Linked DNA regions of Homo sapiens: region 2 is linked to region 1. The links are chromatin contacts, found by Hi-C or POLR2A ChIA-PET in ENCODE. All regions are on one chromosome and are shown on one strand. Each heading gives the region's core, a stretch centred on a gene start or an enhancer-like site at or near the end of the contact. The rest is flanking DNA. Distances are from core to core; before and after follow the strand shown.

Region 1 (4,837 bases), core at 2,032-4,531:
GGTAACTAACTCAGTAGGTAGTGGCAGAGCTCAGACTAGGTCTTAGGTGTCTGCACTATCCCTGGAGACAATAACAATAGCAGCAGGAGGAGCAGCAGCAGTGAACTTTCGTAAGTCAACCATGCTTAGCATTTAAATGTATTATCTCGGGCCAGGTGTCGTGGCTCACACCTGTAGTCTCAGCACTTTGGAAGCCGAGGCAAGCAGATTGCTTGAGGCCAGGAGTCCAACACCAGCCTGGGCAACACGGCAAAACCCTGTCTCTACCAAAAAAATGCACAAAAAATTAGCCAGGCGTGGTGCCATGCGCCTGTAGTCCTAACTACTCAGGAGGCTGAGGTGGGAGGATCCCTTGAGTCTGGGAGGTCAAGAATGCCATGAGCTGAGATCATGCCACTGCACTCCAGCCTGAGTGACAGAGTGAGACTCTCTCCAAATAAATAAATAGGCCAGGCGTGGTGGCTCATGCCTGTAATCCCAGCACTTTGGGAGGCCAAGGCAGGCGGATCACTTGAGGTCAGGAGTTCAAGGCCAGCCTGGCCAATATGGTGAAACCCCGTCTCTACTAAAAATATAAAAATTAGCCTGGCGCGGTGGCCCGCGCCTATAGTCCCAGCTACTTGGGAGGCTGAGGCAGGAGAATCACTTGAACCTGGGAGGCTGAGGCAGGAGAATCACTTGAACCTGGGAGGCAGAGGTTGCAGTGAGCTGAGATAACACCATTGCACTCCAGCCTGGGTGACAGAGTGCAAGACTCCATCTCCAAAAAAAAATCCCTTCATTTTAAAGATGAAACTGAAGCTGGCGTGGTGGCTCATGCCTGTAATCCCAGAACTTTAGGAGGTCCAGGTGGGCAGATCACCTGAGGTCAGGAGTTTAAGACCAGCCTGGCCAACATGGCGAAACCCCGTCTCTACTAAAAATACAAAAATTATCCAGATGTGGTGGCAGTTGCCTGTAATCCCAGCTACTTGGGAGGCTGAGGCAGGAGAATTGCTTGAACCCAGGAGGTGGAGGTTGCAGTGAGCCAAGATCACACCACTGCACTTCAGCCTGGGCAACGAGACTCCTTCTCAAAAAAAAAAAAAAAAAAATGGAGACTCAGAATGGCTTAAGTGAATTGCCCAAGGCCACACAGCTAGTACCCAACAAAATTCAGATCAGAACGCAGATCTGCCAGCAGCCATTAGCCCAGCCCCAGCTCTCCATCATTGCATTACAAGGGCCACATAAGGAGTCAGTTCTAGTTCCTGGCCACACAGTCCTTGAGAGGAGGCCCTATGTGTGAGGGCTGCGACCTTGAGTCAGAAATCATCTTTTCCCCCTCCTCCTCTCCTGGCACCTGTTCCAACAGTGAGATCACCAAGGCTCCATGCCCAGCCCTGAAGCCTGTCCCTATAGCTTTGGCAGAAATGAGCCTCTGAGTCTTCTGGCAACTGGACCGTCCAAAGGAATCAAGATCTTAGGGTGGGGAGAGGGCTCTTCCTCCCTGGCCTTGTTCTCAGAACAGTCCAGGGAAGGGAGGCAGGGTTTGCACATGGAGAAACAGAGTCCCAGGAAGGAGGGCCTGCCATACTCTACGCACGTGGCAGGCCTCTGGGCTCCTGTGTTGGCTCCTGCAGGCCCACCCTGGACAGGCTGCTGCTGGCTGAAATTCAGTTCGGCACTACTCCTTGGTGTGCAGGGCCTCCTGCCATCCCTCAGAAATTCATTTATACCTCACTTCCTTTGAGAAGTCTACATTGGGCCCTCAGGTCAGGACAGGACAGGACTCCCTTTAGAGGCACCACGCTAGTTTTATGTCTGGCTGCCCAGAGGTGAATGTGTGTCTTGTTCCCTGTTGTCTCTCTCCAAAGCAGGGCCTGGCACAAAGTAGGTGCTTTATTAACTGCTGAATTAATGAGTGAGCTCCTCAGAGCTTCAACTTGTTCACCTTTTTAAAAAGAGAAAATAATACAGTAACACCTACTTCATGGATTTTGCTTTAAAAGTCCAATGAGGCCAGGTGTGGTGGCGTGTGCCTATAGTCCCAGCTGCTGGGGAGGCTAAGGTAGGAGGATCCCCTGAGCCCCGGAGTTTGAGGCTGCAGTGAGCTATGATGGCGTCACAGTACTCCAGCCTGGGAGACACAGCGAGAGACTTTGTCTCTAAAAAATAATAATAAAATAAAAAGTTCAATGAAACAATACACCCAAAGCCCTCAGCATGCAATAAATAGCAAGACAAGGCAGGTCTTATTTTTACTGAAAGTGCTTAGTAAACTATACAGTGACAAACCACCGCACAACAGGCTCTCGAAAGGAGGCAGCAAATTACCCAAAAGTGCAGGCGGCTTGCTAGTGTGCACAGGCCAAAGAAAGGGCGGCAGGTGGGGAAGGCAGCCATGGGCCTTGAAGAGCTGACCGAATTGGCAGAATTTCTGCAGGAGGGGAGCTGGGAACGACCTGAGCTAAAGCTCGGAGCTGTGCGAAGAAACCGGAAAAGCCCAGAGCACTTGCAGGGGCGGGTGGGGAGCTAGATGGTGGGGTGGGGTGGGGACGGAGGAGGGCCAGCAGGAGACATTCCGCAGGGAGGGGCAAGCACGTGTGAGGCGGGCGGGGCGCGAAGGGTCAGGCTTTTGCTCAAAACAGGCAGAGGACAAGGTCAGCTCAGCCGCAGACCGAGCCGCTGGTGACTGTCTCCGCCACCAGGCAGTGAGAGTGAAGGGAGAGCGCGAGCTCTGAAGCCCGCTAGACTAAGCTTGCAATCTGAGCTCCATTCACCCCCTCCTATTTCTTGAGACCTTGTCAGTTCCCCTGTGAGCCTCGGACTCCTCACTTGTAAAACGAGGACAGATGCCCGTGCCAGAAGTCAACCAGAGCTTTCCCCGGCGTGGGCACCAGCCCAAGGGCGTTTTGCTTTTCTAGTCTCATCTCTGCTCTGACGCTAAGCTCAAAGAGGGACTGGGGGACGGGAAGATATCCACCATGGCATGCGCCCTAGCTCTCGGGCTGGTGTTGGCTGCTTCCTTCTCAGATTCCAGAGTGCCTAGAGGCCAGGAAAGGGAGAAGGTCCTACCAGCCTGGGGTAGGGACTCGGGGGCCAGGCACTGGCGCTGACGCAGGCTAGCAGGGCGCCACTGGCTGGTCCCCACCCACCTCGGTGGGTTGGGGGATGGGCGCACCAGCCCCTCCTGGGTGAGCCCTAGCCTGGGGCTTCCTATTTCGGGAGCCGGGGGCGTGGGCCACGTCTCCTCATGTGATGCGAGGGCTATTTAAAGCGGCAGCCCGGGCAGGGAGCCGCCGTCGGAGCCCTTGCACGCCTGCTCTCTTGTAGCTTCTCTCAGCCTAGCCCAGCATCACTATGGTGGACGCTTTCCTGGGCACCTGGAAGCTAGTGGACAGCAAGAATTTCGATGACTACATGAAGTCACTCGGTGAGCAAGCCGCGGGGCTCAGGATGTTGGCTTGGGGACTGGCTGGTGGCGTGCCTAGCCCCACGCAGCACTCCTGCCGCATCCCTCCTGGTTAAGACTGGGGAATAGGGGAGCGCGGAGATGGCAGCCTGGCCTAGAGCAGGTGGGGCCTGTTCAGAGGGGGCTTTGGTGGTCCAAATCTGGTTAGAGACCACGGTAGGGAGGTGGTGGAAGGAGGCAGCTGTGTGGGAGGCTCTTTCCAGGAAGAGGGATATGTGATTTGGAGGTAGGAGGAGGGTTTGGATAAAGAACACTGATCACAGGAAAGGGAGTGTAGCCAGGGGAGAAAAAGAACAGGGGCATGGGTAGTTTAGAAATTGGAGGAGACTGAACCCAGAAAGGGAATGGGGCAGCCAGGGAGTGTACAATGATGTAAACAAGTAGGAAATACCTAGGAGGAAAAAGATTAGTGGGGAAAAAACTGTGGATCAGTGAATCAGATATGAGAAGGACGTAAGACAGGAACCTGCAGTAAGCAGCAATCCCCATCTCTGCTTGGTTAGGGAAGAGAATTCTTGCTGGAGAATGCCCTTTCTCACCAGCCAGTCTGACCTTGTCCTGCAGTCTATGTATCCAGGCCTTCATCACTGTCTGTGAGCCTCGTGGTAGGGTGGGGCAAGAGGCCCATGATCAGCTGGGCCTTTCCTGCAACCCAAGGCTCACCTATCTGTGCGAGGGGTAGGCAGAGAAAGCCATTGGACTTCTGATGTGCAGTAGAGGGTCCCAAGGCAAGGTCAAGACCTGGGAGGGAGGATCACTGGTTTAGGAGGATGTGGAGAACTGCTGTGGTGTTGGGATGGAGAAGAATCAGGATTCAAAGAATCTCACAGGTGAGGAACTTGGAGATTCCCATACCATCTAGTTCAACAGGGAAACTGAAACCAGGAGAGTAGAAATGTATTATAACAATTCCACAGCAGAGCCAATATGAAAATCTAAGGTTTCTAGATCTGTAACCCAGAGCTCTTCCCACTACCCTACAGGCCCTGCGAGTGGGAAGAAAAGTAGAAACTGCTTAGCTAATGATTGACCTCAGCCCTTCTTCTACTGCTTTGGGCTTAGATGGAGAGGTCAAAGCTCTCAACGGCCTCTACCCTATCTTGGGCGCTATGCCCAGTAATTCTAGGCAGGCAGTCATTCTTAGAGGAGCAGCCCCCAGCCCCCACGAACACAGCCCAGCAGCTATTGGGAAGTTGGAATGCCCAGATTTAGTTCCTCCTTCCAAAGCTGGGCCAGAGCTGAGTCTTGAATTGAGCTGCAACAACTTTACCATTCTTGTTCCCTTATTCTGCCCCGAGTTGGGTCAGCGGGCTGGTCTCCCTGAAGTCCTGTTATCTTTCAGCAGCTTATGTTAAGGCAGCCAGCATTCTCATCGTAGGAATG
Region 2 (5,074 bases), core at 1,646-4,145, 270 kb before region 1:
AGTCTCTATCTCAAAAGACTGTGGTGAAAATTAAACAACACATAGTACTTAGCACAACGTCTGGCACCTAGTAAGCACTCAATACATGATAATAATAACTACTAACATTGAATTCATGCTAGGCACTATTCTAGGTGCTGAGGTTAGAGGACTACATAAGAAAATGACAATTCTACAATATACATGTAAACAAAGTGGACAATTCAACTAGTGACATGTATTATGAAAAAATAAGATAGATGATGGGAATGCTTGGGGGGCAGTGTCAAGAAACTCCCCCCACCCCAGGTGATATCTGAACTGAGACCTGGATGATAAGGAGAAGCCAACCAGTGAAAAGTCAAGGGAAGACTATCCCAGACAGAGGGAAAAGCTAGTCCAAAGACCTGGAGGCAGGAATGAGCAGGCAGTCAGAGACCAGCCAAAGCCAACATCCAGGAATGAGCTCTGTACATTCCAGGAATGGCACAACCAGGCCGGCATGGCTGGAATGAGGCAAGGGGGACAGCAACAGCAAGAAATGAGGCTGGAGATGCTGGTATGTGTGGCCATGAATGTCATTAGGATGAGTTTAGCTTTTATTATAAGAGTGATGGGAAGTCCCCAGGGAGTTGAAGCCAAGGAATAAGATAACCACTCTGGCTGCCTGTGGAGAAAATGAAGCGTGGGGAGAAGAGTGAGAGCAGGAACATTGGTCAGTCGGCTATTGTAGTGATCCAGGCACGGATGATAGTGTCTTGGACTACAGTGATAGTGCGAACAGGGAGAAAAGAGCAGATGTGTACATGTTTGAATTAGAGCAAATGGAGATGAGGGAGGTGAGGGAGTGTGTGGAGAAAAAAAGGACACACAGGAATGATCTTAGGTTTTTGGCCTGAGAGACTGGGTGGATTTTCTGAGATGGAGAGGAATGGGTTTTGGGGAAAACACCAAAAGAAAACTCTTATACAAGGCAGGCTGGAATACCACACAGTGACAGTACCAAGTGCAAAGGGGGAGTGGCAAGAGAGAGTGGCTAACTCTGGAGCTAAGGGGAATGTGGGAGGGTTAGGTGGAGAATGGAATTGGAACTGAGCCTTGCAGGACTGGAGTTGGGAGGGCTGCTGGTCCAGGTGAAAGGAGTGGTTTGAACCTAAGTTTGGGGCATGAGCAGGTATAATAAGCTCATTTTCAAATTTACACATTTGTTCCTGTCAGCTAAGAAAAGTGAAATTTAGAGAGGTTAAATAACTTGCCTAAATAAAATGTGGTAGATATACACTGTGGAATACTATGCAGCCATAAAAAAGGAACAAGATCATGTCCTTTGCAGGGACGTGGATGGAATTGGAAGCCATTATCCTCAGCAAACTAACAGAGAAACAGAAAACCAAACACCGCATGTTACCACTTATAAGTGGGAGCTGAATGAGGAGAGCACATACACCACTGGGGTCTGTCGGAGCGTAGAGGGAGGTGGGAAGAGGGAGAGCATCAGGAAGAATAGCTAATGGATGCTGGGCTTAACACTTGGGTGATGGGATGATGTGTGCGACAAACCACCATGGCACACATTTACCTATGTAACAAACCACATCCTGCTCATATACCCCTGATCTTAAAAGTTGGAAATTAAAAACAAACAAACAAAAAACCTGCCTAAGGTGATACAGTTAGAAAGTGATAAAACAAAGATCCTCCCTCCAAAGCAGAAGTGCTGAATGGTGGAACTGAGCACAGAAATACAGAGTAGCAGAAGGGGCCGTAAGATTGGAAAGTTGAGGCTGGGCCAGATTCTGAAGGGCCTGGAGTACCAGAATGAAGAGATTGGGCCTTATTTTGTAGGCGTGGATGAAGAGCATCCATTGTAGGCTGTGTAGTGGGCAAGTGGCATGATCAGCACTGTGATTTTGGAAAGTGCACTTGGTTAGATAGATGGACTAGACTGGATAACAGTTCGTAACATTCATTTATTCATTTATTTTAATAATCGTGTCAGTCGCTATACTAGGTACTGGAGTTATAATGACAAGCAAAAACAGACAAAACCCTAGCCCACATGAAAGAACTTGACAAAGAAATCAAATAAGCACACAAATAAGTGTAGAAACGGAACCACTGAGTGGCAAGTACATGGTGCTGAGATCACTCGGTCACCAGGATTTGACCTACGATGGGGACCGACCTAGACCTCCCTGCTGAGAACTGGACATCCATTGACCCCGGTTCTAGGCGACCCACTGTGAGCTAGGGCAAGGCAACTGCCTCTCTGCACCTCAGTTTCCCCATTTATGAAGAAAGAGGCACTAGATAATTCAATTTTCCTCCAACTCTAATGATCTGGGGTTTTTTTCTCCAAAGACCACAGATCTGTATCCCACTACAAGGGTACTAACTGGTACCCAGTACCTTGACATTAGAGGAGTAATTCCGCCATCGCCTCTCCCTACCGGGAAGAGTCGGTCGGTTCCCCGTTGTCAGGGCAACCGCCTGGCCACCGCCCCTCGTCTCCTTTCCCGCGGCTCATCTGCGGAAACTCAGGAGCTACTCCAGCAATTACGTCACTATCATGCGTCCCATTTGCCAGGTTATAACATGGCTACCGCAGCAACACCCCACCCAGGCTTCTCACTAAATTTCCCAACCTGACCACCTCTTCGGCCCACTCCACCTCAGGAAAAGGAGGAACATTAGCGCTGGTACAGCCGCCAAGACTTCCGGAAGCTCCATCAATCACTTAGCTCCCCTGGTCTCTCGGGTAGGCATCCGCCCACCGCCCCCATCGTCACTTCCGTCGGCCGACAGCACCCAAGATTGACAGGCGCGGACGTCCAATCAGATGCGGGCCCAGCCCCAAAGCCGAGACGAGGGGCGGGTTTGAGAGCGGAAAGCCCCACCCCTTGCCTGAGTGTGACGTCAGAATCACCATGGCCAGCTATCCTTACCGGCAGGTGAGTGTGTGAGGGGCCCGCGAATCCAGGTAGCGGCGGTGCCAGGCGCAGGCCCGACGTCCCCCTGCTCTTTCTCCCCGCTTTCTCCGCGCCCTTCCCACGATGGGTTCGCTTCAGCGAGGCCTTGCGCTGTAGAGAACCGAAAAGGGACCGTCGGTCGCGCCCTGCTCACGTCATGAAGGACCGCACATTCGCGAGGTCGTGTCGCGCCCCCTTGACGTCGCTCACTCGAGGATTTGGGGACCTTGGACCCCACAGGTCCAGGCTGGCGCTGGCCTGGGCTCCACAGCCTCCCAAGGCCCTCATGGGGGCCTTGGGCGGGGGCATCAGCCATGACCGGAGGTTTAGAGTTCTGGTTCCGCCGATCTCATTTGGGGCGTCGGATAAAAATCCAGGCTTCCGGACCCACCCCACACTGCATCAGAGTCATCAGGAAACTCTGGTTGTAGCAGGCGCCACAAGTGAGCTGGTTTGACCACTGACTTAGTTCAACACCGCCATTTCGCGTGTAGAAAAGTGAACCCCGAGAAGACACAGAACTTACCTGAAGTCACCAGGCAGTTAGGCAGCAGGGCCGAGGTCAGAACCCGGGCTATCTTCAGATGCCTCTTCCCCAGCGTATCTTGATTCAGTCAGGAATACCGCAGCAAGGTGATTCTGTGGCCAGAATTCTTTGTTGGGTGATAGTAGGGTGTTGAAGTGCACTTTGGTGTCAGAGGTAGGTTCATATCTTAGCTCTACCACCTAAATAGTTGTGAGCCCTTGAGCAAGCTGTTTTGCCTTTCTGAGTCCAAGTTTCCGCCTGTAAAATAGGGCCGAATAATAGGATCTGCCTCATAAAGCTGTTGTGGAGAGTCAGGAGGTGATGCTTACGAAGCGTTTGGTACATAGTGAGGTGTAACATGTGTTGCCCTTTAGCATTTTGATTTTTAGTAGACTTCTAAAAGGCCAGTGCCCGGAGGGTCCTCAAAATAGAGCCCTCATTTTACAGAGGAGGAAATGAAGCCCACAGAGGGCTGCGATCACACAGTTATTTAGGAGATGAAATCCATAAACGAAATGTGGGAAAACAAGATCAATTGGTATATTACACAGTGCTCAACTGAGTTTAGTCACAGGCCAAAAGATGTAACAGTCCTTCCAGGGAGTGCAGTCTTGTGCGGGTTACACAGTGTTTGGACCTCCATTATCCTAATCATGAAGTCCCTATCGGCATGCAGGTATTATTACCCCTAATTAACTGCTGAGGAGCAAACCCAAAGAGGTTAAGTGGCTTCCCAAAAGTCACACGTAGTAAGTGAGGGTGAGGCCATGACCAGAGCTTAGGACTTCTCTTATTGCATCCTTAGAGAGAGGTAGGAAAGAGAGAGGCCAGTGCGGGCTGGAGTTAGGAAGTGTAGCATAGCAGTTGCTTCCTAAAGTCCATTCCATTTGCTGAGTCTTGGGAGGTTTTAATAGATATTGTTAATATAGGAGGATTCTGTAGTTAACTAAAGTTTTGGAAATACTCTTAAGTATAGCTGAATAAGTTTATTGACCACAAGCTATTTCAGAATCCTTAATTTGCTAATGTACATTGTAAATCATCCAGAAAGGAATATAATATGCAGTATTTCTTAAACATATCTAACCATAGAAACTCCGCCTCCCGGCTTTCTTTTCAGATGTCTGGTCACTTTTTTGACTCTAGTATTTCTGAGGAACACAGGCTGAAAAAACATTCATAGCGCCTTGTTTCCCAGTGGCTGGTCTTCTGCCTCAGAATCAGCTGAGAGCTTGTTTAAGAAAGCACACTTTTGGGTCCCACTTCAGACCTGTTCTGTACCCAGGAATCTACATGCTAATAAGCATTAGGGACAATTGGTGTGCATCCTAAAAGCAGTGACAGGTTAGAGAGAACTGTGCTAGAATTCTAGCTGTATTACTTAATAGTTATATACCCCTGGACAAACTAAGGGCTCTGAGCCTCAGCTTCCTCACCTGTATAAAGGGAGAAATAATACCTGTGAAAAGGGCTAAAATGAGGTTAAAATGCAGGGAGCCTGGCGTGTTGCTAGTGCCTAGTACATGCCAGTGTCTGGTGGCAGCTCTTGCTGCCGTGACTGCTCTCATGATGCCATGCTGCCTGGGCTATTCCTGGAGTG

The links. A loop is a pair of places that touch in the nucleus more often than their neighbours do. ChIA-PET counts read pairs that join two places held with the same protein, here RNA polymerase II (POLR2A).
Region 2: POLR2A ChIA-PET joins it to region 1 with 17 read pairs in PC-3. The contact joins the promoter of PEF1 here to the promoter of FABP3 in region 1. A Hi-C loop is called at or near these places in 1 of 168 maps with a recorded cell type or tissue (heart left ventricle). POLR2A ChIA-PET finds 5 or more read pairs at or near these places in 2 of 52 experiments (PC-3 and WTC11).

The regions. Positions count from the first base shown.
Region 1 is chr1:31,371,520-31,376,356 of GRCh38, reverse strand. It overlaps FABP3 (fatty acid binding protein 3), which reads left to right and starts at 3,281. Exons shown (of 4, transcript NM_004102.5): 1 at 3,281-3,415. The coding sequence starts at 3,343. It overlaps LOC124903892 (a long non-coding RNA gene), which reads right to left and starts at 2,058. Exons shown (of 2, transcript XR_007065573.1): 1 at 1,970-2,058. RefSeq lists a silencer at 2,801-3,095.
Region 2 is chr1:31,642,697-31,647,770 of GRCh38, reverse strand. It overlaps PEF1 (penta-EF-hand domain containing 1), which reads left to right and starts at 2,895. Exons shown (of 5, transcript NM_012392.4): 1 at 2,895-2,930. The coding sequence starts at 2,907. PEF1-AS1 (PEF1 and COL16A1 antisense RNA 1) reads right to left here and starts at 3,635. Exons shown (of 6, transcript NR_184313.1): 1 at 3,475-3,635; 2 at 2,925-3,059. RefSeq lists enhancers at 2,426-2,765, 3,006-3,075, 2,395-3,165.